Regions from separate parts of the Homo sapiens genome. Here regions 1 and 2 are each linked to region 3. A link is a loop called in an ENCODE intact Hi-C map of the cell type or tissue named here. Cell type or tissue: GM12878. All regions are shown on one strand.

What was found. Hi-C counts contacts between places; a loop is a spot of excess contacts. Peaks named below come from ENCODE experiments on the same cell type or tissue, not always from the same donor. Only the 100,000 strongest peaks of a DNase experiment are listed, where the experiment ranks them.
Region 1: a loop joins it to region 3, with 2.2 times the contacts of the local background. A loop is called at or near these places in 6 of 110 quality-filtered maps.
Region 2: it touches region 3 in a loop (5-fold over the local background); 10 of 110 quality-filtered maps call a loop at or near these places.

What each region holds. Positions count from the first base shown.
Region 1 is chr1:12,052,178-12,054,677 of GRCh38, reverse strand. No RefSeq gene overlaps it. Among named protein-coding and RNA genes, the nearest start is that of TNFRSF8, 9.9 kb to the left of the region's middle. RefSeq lists a silencer at 503-552 and enhancers at 1,435-1,484, 2,160-2,219, 2,230-2,319, 2,360-2,500. In GM12878, a CTCF peak has its summit at 1,479; DNase peaks (open chromatin) are centred at 287 and 2,467; H3K4me3 peaks cover 704 bases; H3K27ac peaks cover 2,500 bases.
Region 2 is chr1:12,078,416-12,080,915 of GRCh38, reverse strand. All of the region lies in intron 1 of TNFRSF8 (TNF receptor superfamily member 8), which reads right to left. It also overlaps the pseudogene RPL23AP89. Among named protein-coding and RNA genes, the nearest start is that of TNFRSF8, 16 kb to the right of the region's middle. RefSeq lists enhancers at 1,422-1,581, 1,902-2,500. In GM12878, a CTCF peak has its summit at 1,130 (motif pointing right); a DNase peak (open chromatin) is centred at 1,825; H3K4me3 peaks cover 1,327 bases; H3K27ac peaks cover 2,230 bases.
Region 3 is chr1:12,000,208-12,002,707 of GRCh38, reverse strand. MFN2 (mitofusin 2) reads right to left here. Exons shown (of 19, transcript NM_014874.4): 9 at 1,154-1,307; 10 at 872-939; 11 at 605-726. Among named protein-coding and RNA genes, the nearest start is that of MIIP, 18 kb to the left of the region's middle. RefSeq lists an enhancer at 981-1,910. In GM12878, a CTCF peak has its summit at 944; no DNase peak of the experiment used is centred here.

The sequences.
Region 1 (2,500 bases), 52 kb before region 3:
ACCCTGTTCCTAGCAGGAGCTGCCCATCAGCATATGGCATTCATTCAGAAAATCCCTCTGGAATCTCCCTGGTCATTCCCTCCATGTGGCTGGGAGTGGGTCTGCCCCACTCCCAGAATCATCCCTCCCTCCAAACAGGAGGCAGGAGGCCTGAAGGCCCAGTCTGGCCTGGGGCTCACCAGACACAAAACCCTGGCAATGTGGAGAAACTAAGGCGTGGCCACAACTCAAGCCTCAGCTAGATCTGGAGACTCATGGGGACCTCCCCCTGAAGACTGGAACTGTGATCTGGCCTGAGAAAAACCCATCAGTTACCATCCATAACCCCCATCGACTCATGGTGATTTCACTGGGTTCTGGTTTGCATCAGACACTGGCCAGAGTGTGAGAGCTGAGGTGGGGGTCGCCACATCCAGCAACCGCTCCCCTACCCCAGTTACACCGACCCTGAGGCCAAAGTCCCACAGCCAGTCAGTGCAGGGACAGCCCCCAGGCCCCAGCCTCCTGAGCCCCCACCCGGCCCCTCTGCCCTCGCCCGGCTTTATTGTGTGTATTTGCTGCTTGCTATCATTTTCCTTTTCCAGGCCTGTCACCAGGGGAGCAAAGCCTTGACCCCAAGCTTTCAGACTCTGGCAAGGGAGGCAGATGGCAGGGGTCTCAAGGGTCTGCTTGGCTGTGACTGCAGAGGCTGATGGAACATCAGGGCTTTGGGAGCGGTCAGCGGCCTGTTTCAGTGCTGCACACACACACATACACATATGCACACACACATGCACACACACGTACACATAGGCACACACACATGCACACACACGTACACATCTGTGTGAGCACACACTTGCCTCCCAGACTCAGCATCCATCATCCCCAATGCCCGGCCAGCTTATCTACCTATTACCTGAAAACAATCCTGTTATCTGTCCAAGGAGATAGTGTGGAAATAAATGCTTAGCAAGAAATGGCCTGTGCTGTCTACCCCACATCCACCTCCTGGGGGGCCTGTGTGTTCTGGGGGTCACTCTTGCATTTCAAGTGACTCCAAACAACGTCCCCAAAGCAGCAGCCCACCTTGTGTTTCCTTGGGGCCTGAGCCCGGCCACTGGCTGGCGTCCCACTCTCATGCTTGGCAGTGGAAACAGCAGCCACTGCCTTGGCTTGCACTGACACTGCACAGGCGCCAGGGTTCTTTCTGAGCCAGGCCTTCCGGCTCTGCAGGGGCCATTGAACTGAGCCAAGGAAAGAACATATTGGTGGCGGCCGGGCGTCATGGCGCACACCTGCGGTCCAAGCTACTCAGGAGGCTGAGGTGGGAAGATTGCTTGAGCCCAGGAGTTCAAGGCTGTAGTGAGCCATGATTATGCCACTGCACTCCAGCCTGAATAACAGTCAGCCTGGCCCTGACTCTAAAAAAAAAGAAAAAGAAAAAAAAAAAGAACCTGTTGATAGCATCTACGGATATGGGTAGACACTGACCCCTGGGGTCCCTTCCTTGTACTCCAGGGACCAGCACTTGACCATCCAGGCCTGTGTGGTCTGTCAAGCAGACCTGGTGCCCAGCAAGACCTGGGGCTCTGCCAGGACCACTCCTATGAGACCTGCTCTTGCTGCAGTGTCTAATGTGCCTATAGGAGCAAGAACGCTTGGACGAAAGGAACACATCCCTGCTTAAGAGGCAACGCCATGGATTAATATTCATTTAAACAAACACTTCTACAGGCATATGGGTACCAGGCCCCAGGATAGGTGCTGGGGTTCATCAGTGAACAAGGCTTTTGCCCTCAGAGGGATGGGAGCCACTAGGAGTTTGGATCAGGGAGGGGCATGGCCTGACTTGGGTTGTCCGGGTCACTCCGGCTGTTGCGTGGGAAATAGATGGCCCAGGAAAAGAGGGGGAGGACGAGAGAGGGGAGAGCAGGCAGGGGCAACTGAAGCATCCAGGGTGGAGGGGGTGGAGGCTGGGGCCAGGAGGGAGCTGTGGGAGAGGGAAGGGGCCGGATTAGGGGTGAACTTTGGGGATGGGATTTACTGAAGGATTGGATGTGTGCGAGAATGAGGCAAAGGTTTGGCCTGGGAAACTGGAAGAGTGACGTTGCCTTCAGCTGGGGTGAGGAGGGACTACTGAGGGAGGGCAGGGGCTTTAGGAGCACCTGTCAGCGGCCACCTACCCAGACTGTGGTGGGGTGGATGCAGTGGTCAGTGAGGGCTTCCTGGCAGAGGTGAGGCTCAAGCTGAGACCTGAAAGAAGGAGCAGGCTGGGGAGAAAGGGGTGAGAACAGCAAAGAGTGGGACTGCTGGGAAGAGCTCGCTGAGGGTGGCTGGGGGAACTTTCAGTGGCCCCAGGGGGGCCCGAGGGTTACTGACAGGGAAAGGAGAGAGCTCCAGATGAGGCCAGAGGGGCAGGACGGGTCCAGGCTGCTTACTCAGCACCAACAGGGAGGGAGGCTTGGCCATGAGCAGCCCAATCAGACCGAGAAATGGAGACGGGTAATAAATAGCCACA
Region 2 (2,500 bases), 78 kb before region 3:
ATTCTCCCCCATCTCTGGGCCACAGGCTACCCATCTTTAAAATAAAAAAATCCCAGGGCCGGGCACGGTGGCTCACGCCTGTAGTCCCAGCACTTTGGGAGAATGAGACAGGAGGGTCAGCTGAGGCCAGGAGTTTGAGACCAGCCTGGCCAACATGGCGAAACCCCGTCTCTACTAAAAATACGAAAAAATTAGCCAGGAGTGGTGGTGGGTGCCTGTAATCCCAGCTACTCAGGAGGCTGAGGCATGAGAATCGCTTGAATCTGGGAGGTGGAGGCTGCAGTGAGCCAAGAACGCACCATTGCACTCCAGCCTAGGCAACAAGGGTGAAACTCCATCTCAAAAAAATAAATAAAAATAGGTATTAAAAGCCCAAATATCCTCGAAAGAGCGTTCCCAGGAGAAACAAGCTCGACCACTCTGCTATCAAGTTCCCACTGACCACAGAGTCTGCCATGAAGAAGATAGAAGACAACAACACACTTGTATTCACTGTGGATGTTAAAGCCAACAAGTACCAGAGCAAACAGGCTGTGACAAAGCTCTATGGCATGGATGTGGCCAAGGTCAGCACCCTGATTCGGCCGGATGGAGAGAAGAAGGCATATGTTCCACTGGCTCCTGATTACAATGCTTTGGATGTTGCCAACAAAACTGGGATCATCTTGGCTGGGCACGGTGGCTCATGCCTGTAATCTCAGCACTCTGGGAGGCTGAGGCCAGCAGATCACCTGAGGTCAGGAGTTCAAGACCAGCCTGGCCAACGTAGCAAAACCCCGTCTCTGCTAAAAATACAAAAATAAGCCGGGCATGGTGGTGCATGCCTGTAATCCCAACTACTCAGGAGGCTGAGGCGGGAGAATCCCTTGAACCCAGGAGGCGGAGGTTGCAGTGAGCCGAGATCACGCCATTGCACTCCAGCATGAGCAACAGAGTGAGACCCTGCCTCAAAAAAAAAAAAAAAAATAGAGAATTAAAAAATAAAGTAGTGATAAAAATAAAGTAGTGATAAGTATATGTAAAGAGAGTGAGAACACAGATGTACAAAGCCACATATGTAAATAGCATCTCAAGGACACGAAATGCTGGGAGGTGGTGGCTTCTTTTCAGCAATAATTCTCGGTAAATCCATAGCTTGCCACCGGAGGGCAGTCTTCTTGCTGTGCGGAGGGGCTGTGGGATCTCAACCTGGTGGGATGGCCAGCCTGTGCCTCTCAAATCCCCTTGGAAGGAGGAGCAGAGGACTTAGGGCCCCATTTTCCATGTGGAGCTGAGCGAGGAAGGGGCACCCCCTTCCCCTTACACAGGCCCTTCACCTGTCCCAGCTCCCGGTGGAGAAGGAGGCAAGGGCCGGGGCGTCTGCCGCTGCCCGGAGAAGTCTGGCCCTGTGAATTTCCAGGCCCACCCTGCCTGGCTCATCAGCTCCTGCTGCCCTGGGGAAGAGAGAGAGGGGAGCTGGGATGTGCTCGGGCCCTTGCCTGGGAGGGAAGGAGGGATCAGAAAGCGAAGAGTGGGAGGGGGAAGCCCAAGGACTGGAGGGGGGGCTTTTGGGTGGAGTTCCCCGCAGGTTCAAGGCAAAGTGAGGTGTCCACAAGGTAATGAGCTGTGCAACCGGAGGCCCTCCGCCCCACCTTAGTGGCATCAAGATAAAGAGAGGGTGGCCTAAAACCTTACCATTTTCAGGTCTGTCTATTTTCAGGTTGGTTTGGTTTTCCCTACAAGACCAGTTAAAGTTCACTTTCAAAAAGCCCCACCTGGTCTCAGCCGGACCATACCTGTGGGAGACGAGTCTAGAAGTTGTGGGGTGAGCGGGGAGTTAGATCAAATGCAAAATCCCCGAAGGGGCCAGAGCTGAGCAGGGCCAGCGAGGTAAGCACCCCTCCCCTCCCTGTCTCCTGGGGATCTCCACCGCTGTGCGCTCTGTTATTCAAGGTGAGGCCCCGGGCCAGCAGCAGGGGCACCACCTTGGAACTTTCTCAAAATGCAGAACCCCAGACCTCCCTAATTGGAATCTGCATTTTAACAAGAGCCCCAGGGAGTTTGAGATGCGCTGACCTAGCAGAAGCTGAGCAGAAAGAAGTGCAAATGCTGGAACGGTTTGCTTTCCATAGCGAAAGTAATTCTAATAGCCAACAACTGTCAGCCCATTTTACAGATGGGGGAGACTGAGACGTAAGGACGAGAAATCTGCCCAAAGTCACACAGCTGGTCAGTGTTAGGGCCAGGATTTGGCACGTGCTCTGATCCGCCAGCTTCTGCTGCCTGGGGTGGGGGGGTGCTGTAGTTCAGGGCTCTGAGATCCCTGCTCCCCACTCCCCATGAGACTGAGGGTTTTTTTGTTTTTGTTTTTTAAGACAGAGTACTCGCTCCGTCGCCCAAGCTGGAGTGCAGTGGTGCGATCTCGGCTCACTGCAACCTCTACCTCTCGCGTTCAAGCAATTCTCCTGCCTCAGCCTCCCAAGTAGCTGGGACTGCAGGCGCTTGGCACCACACCTGGCTA
Region 3 (2,500 bases):
TGTTTTCATATTATTCTTTAGTGACAGGGTCTCACTCTGTTGCCCAGGCTGGAGTGCAGTGGTGCGATCACAGCTCACTGGAACCCTGAACTCCTGGGCTCCAGTGATCCTCCTGCCTCAGCCTCCCAAGTAGCTGGAACTACAGGTGTGTGCCACCACACCCAGCTGATTTTTAAAATTCTTGTAGAGATGGGATCTCACTATGTTATCTGGGCTGGACTCCTGGCCTCAAGCAGTCCTCCTGCCTTGGTCTCCCAAAGTGTTGAGATCACAGGTGTGAGTCACTGCTCCTGGCTGGAATGTTGTTTTGAAAAATGTGTTCAGGCTCTGAGAATGGCTGCAGAGCTCAGCAGGGCATGGGCCAAGACCTCCAACACAGGGAATCGTGCTGCACAGACCAGGTGGGGTGATGAAGCACCCAGCCGCCCTCCTCACCAGGCTGTCTATGTGGTTCTAACATGGTCTGGTGGCCAGGGAAAGGGCTCTGGATGGGAGCCCAGAGACTCAGCCCTGCCATCAAGGCGTGTCCTAACTGCCCAAGGCAGGGGTGGAGCACCCTTGTCTCGGCAGCTCTCTCCACCTATCTGCAGTCTTGGACTCTTACTGCTGCTCCCGAGCCGCCATGTGCAGGGAGTCCATGATGAGTCGAACCGCCTCTGCAATCTGCTTGGCCCGGACCGTGTGCTGCTCAAACTTGGTCTTCACTGCAGACTGGGAGATGCACTCCTGGAACACACAGAGGCACGGAGGGAGGTGGGGGCCACCAGGGGCCTACAACCAAGGGCCAGACTCTGGTTTTCACTGCCAGGGACACAGCCAATGGGAGCTGGGGAGGCACAGAATCGCCAGATACCAGAATCAGAGGACTCACCTCAAATCTCCTCTCAAAATTCTGAAACTCAAACATCCTCACTTGAAAGCCTTCTGCGAGAGCGCCCCCTAGGAGGATTGTACTGCATTAGTCCAGAAACAACTTGGCAGCAGAGGAAAACGATGAAATCCCCAGAAACCAAGCCACTGGCTAAAGAGCAAGAGCCTCTCTGCTCTTCTCAGCATCCCCTTCTCAGAAGGATTTTCTACTGACAGACTCCTCAGCACGAGACAAAATGTCTCAAACATCAGAGAAAAGGAGGACATCTGTTCTCATCATTACCTCCTTCAGGCATGCCCTGGGCTTTCTGAATCCTGGCGTTGAGCACCTCCTTAGCAGACACAAAGAAGATGCGGTCCCCGGCCTGGGATCGATCCACCACGCCCAGCTCATCCACCAGGAAGCTGGTACAACGCTCCATGTGCTGCCGCCGCACCTGGAGCCCAAACAAATGTGTCCAGAGTGAGTGTAGGTGGCCCCACAGCCCCCACCTGCCTCTTTTATTAAAAGAATAGGTCATAAGAGGCTGGGCATGGTGGCTGACGCCTGTAATCCCAGCACTTTGGGAAGCCAAGGCAGGTGGATCACTTGAGGTCGGGAGTTCAAGACCAGCCTGGCCACCATGGTGAAACCCTGTCTCTACTAAAAATACAAAAAAATTAGCCAGGCATGGTGGCAGGCGCCTGTAATCCCAGCTACTCAGGAGGCTGAGGCAGGAGAATCACTTGAACCTGGAGGCGGAGGTTGCAGTGAGCCAAGATAGCACCACTGCACTCCAGCCTGGGCGACAGAGTGAGGGAAAAAAAAGAATAGGCAATATATTCACATGGCTCAACAGCCAAAGGCACAAACACATACACAGTGTAATGTCCCCCACTATTCTGCTCTCTCACCACCAAGTTTCCCAGACCAACGTGTGGGGGTTACTTGGCAGTGAGCGTGCCAAAGATATTTTATGCATATACAAGCAGAAATGCTTAAACGTGCCCTAGACTGCCTCTTGTTAAGCCTATATAGTGCCTCATTTTGGTGCCCTGGCAGGAAAGGAACCCTGAGGTCAAGAAACCTAAATCTGGGACCTATACTCTGACAAGCTGTGTCCTCCTGGGGCATTGTTTATAAAAGGAGTGGGCATCACTAGAACATCCCTCCTGGCTCTGACATCCTGGGGTTCTACCGATAAAATGTGACAATAGCTTCTTGTAGACACCTACCACGTGTCAGGTGTTTTTGACAGATTTCATCCTCTCAACAAGTCTATTTATCACACCATCACACTGGCCAGGAAATTGGATTACCAGAAGGGTCAAGGAAGCTAACAAAGTCACACTGCCTAGTGTCAGTCACAAGCGGGCACAGTGGCTCACGCCCGTAATCCCAGCACTTTGGGAGGCCGAGGCGGGCGGATCACTTAAGGTCAGGAGTTCAAGACCAGCCTGGCCAACATGGTGAAACCCCATCTCTATTAAAAATACAAAAATTAGCCAGGTGTGGTGGCGGGTGCCTGTAATCCCAGCTACTCGGGAGGCTGAGGCAGAATTGCTTGAACCCTGGAGGTGGAGGTTGCAGTGAGCCGAGATTGTGCCACTGCACTCCAGCCTGGGTGACAAGAGCAAAACTCCATCTCGA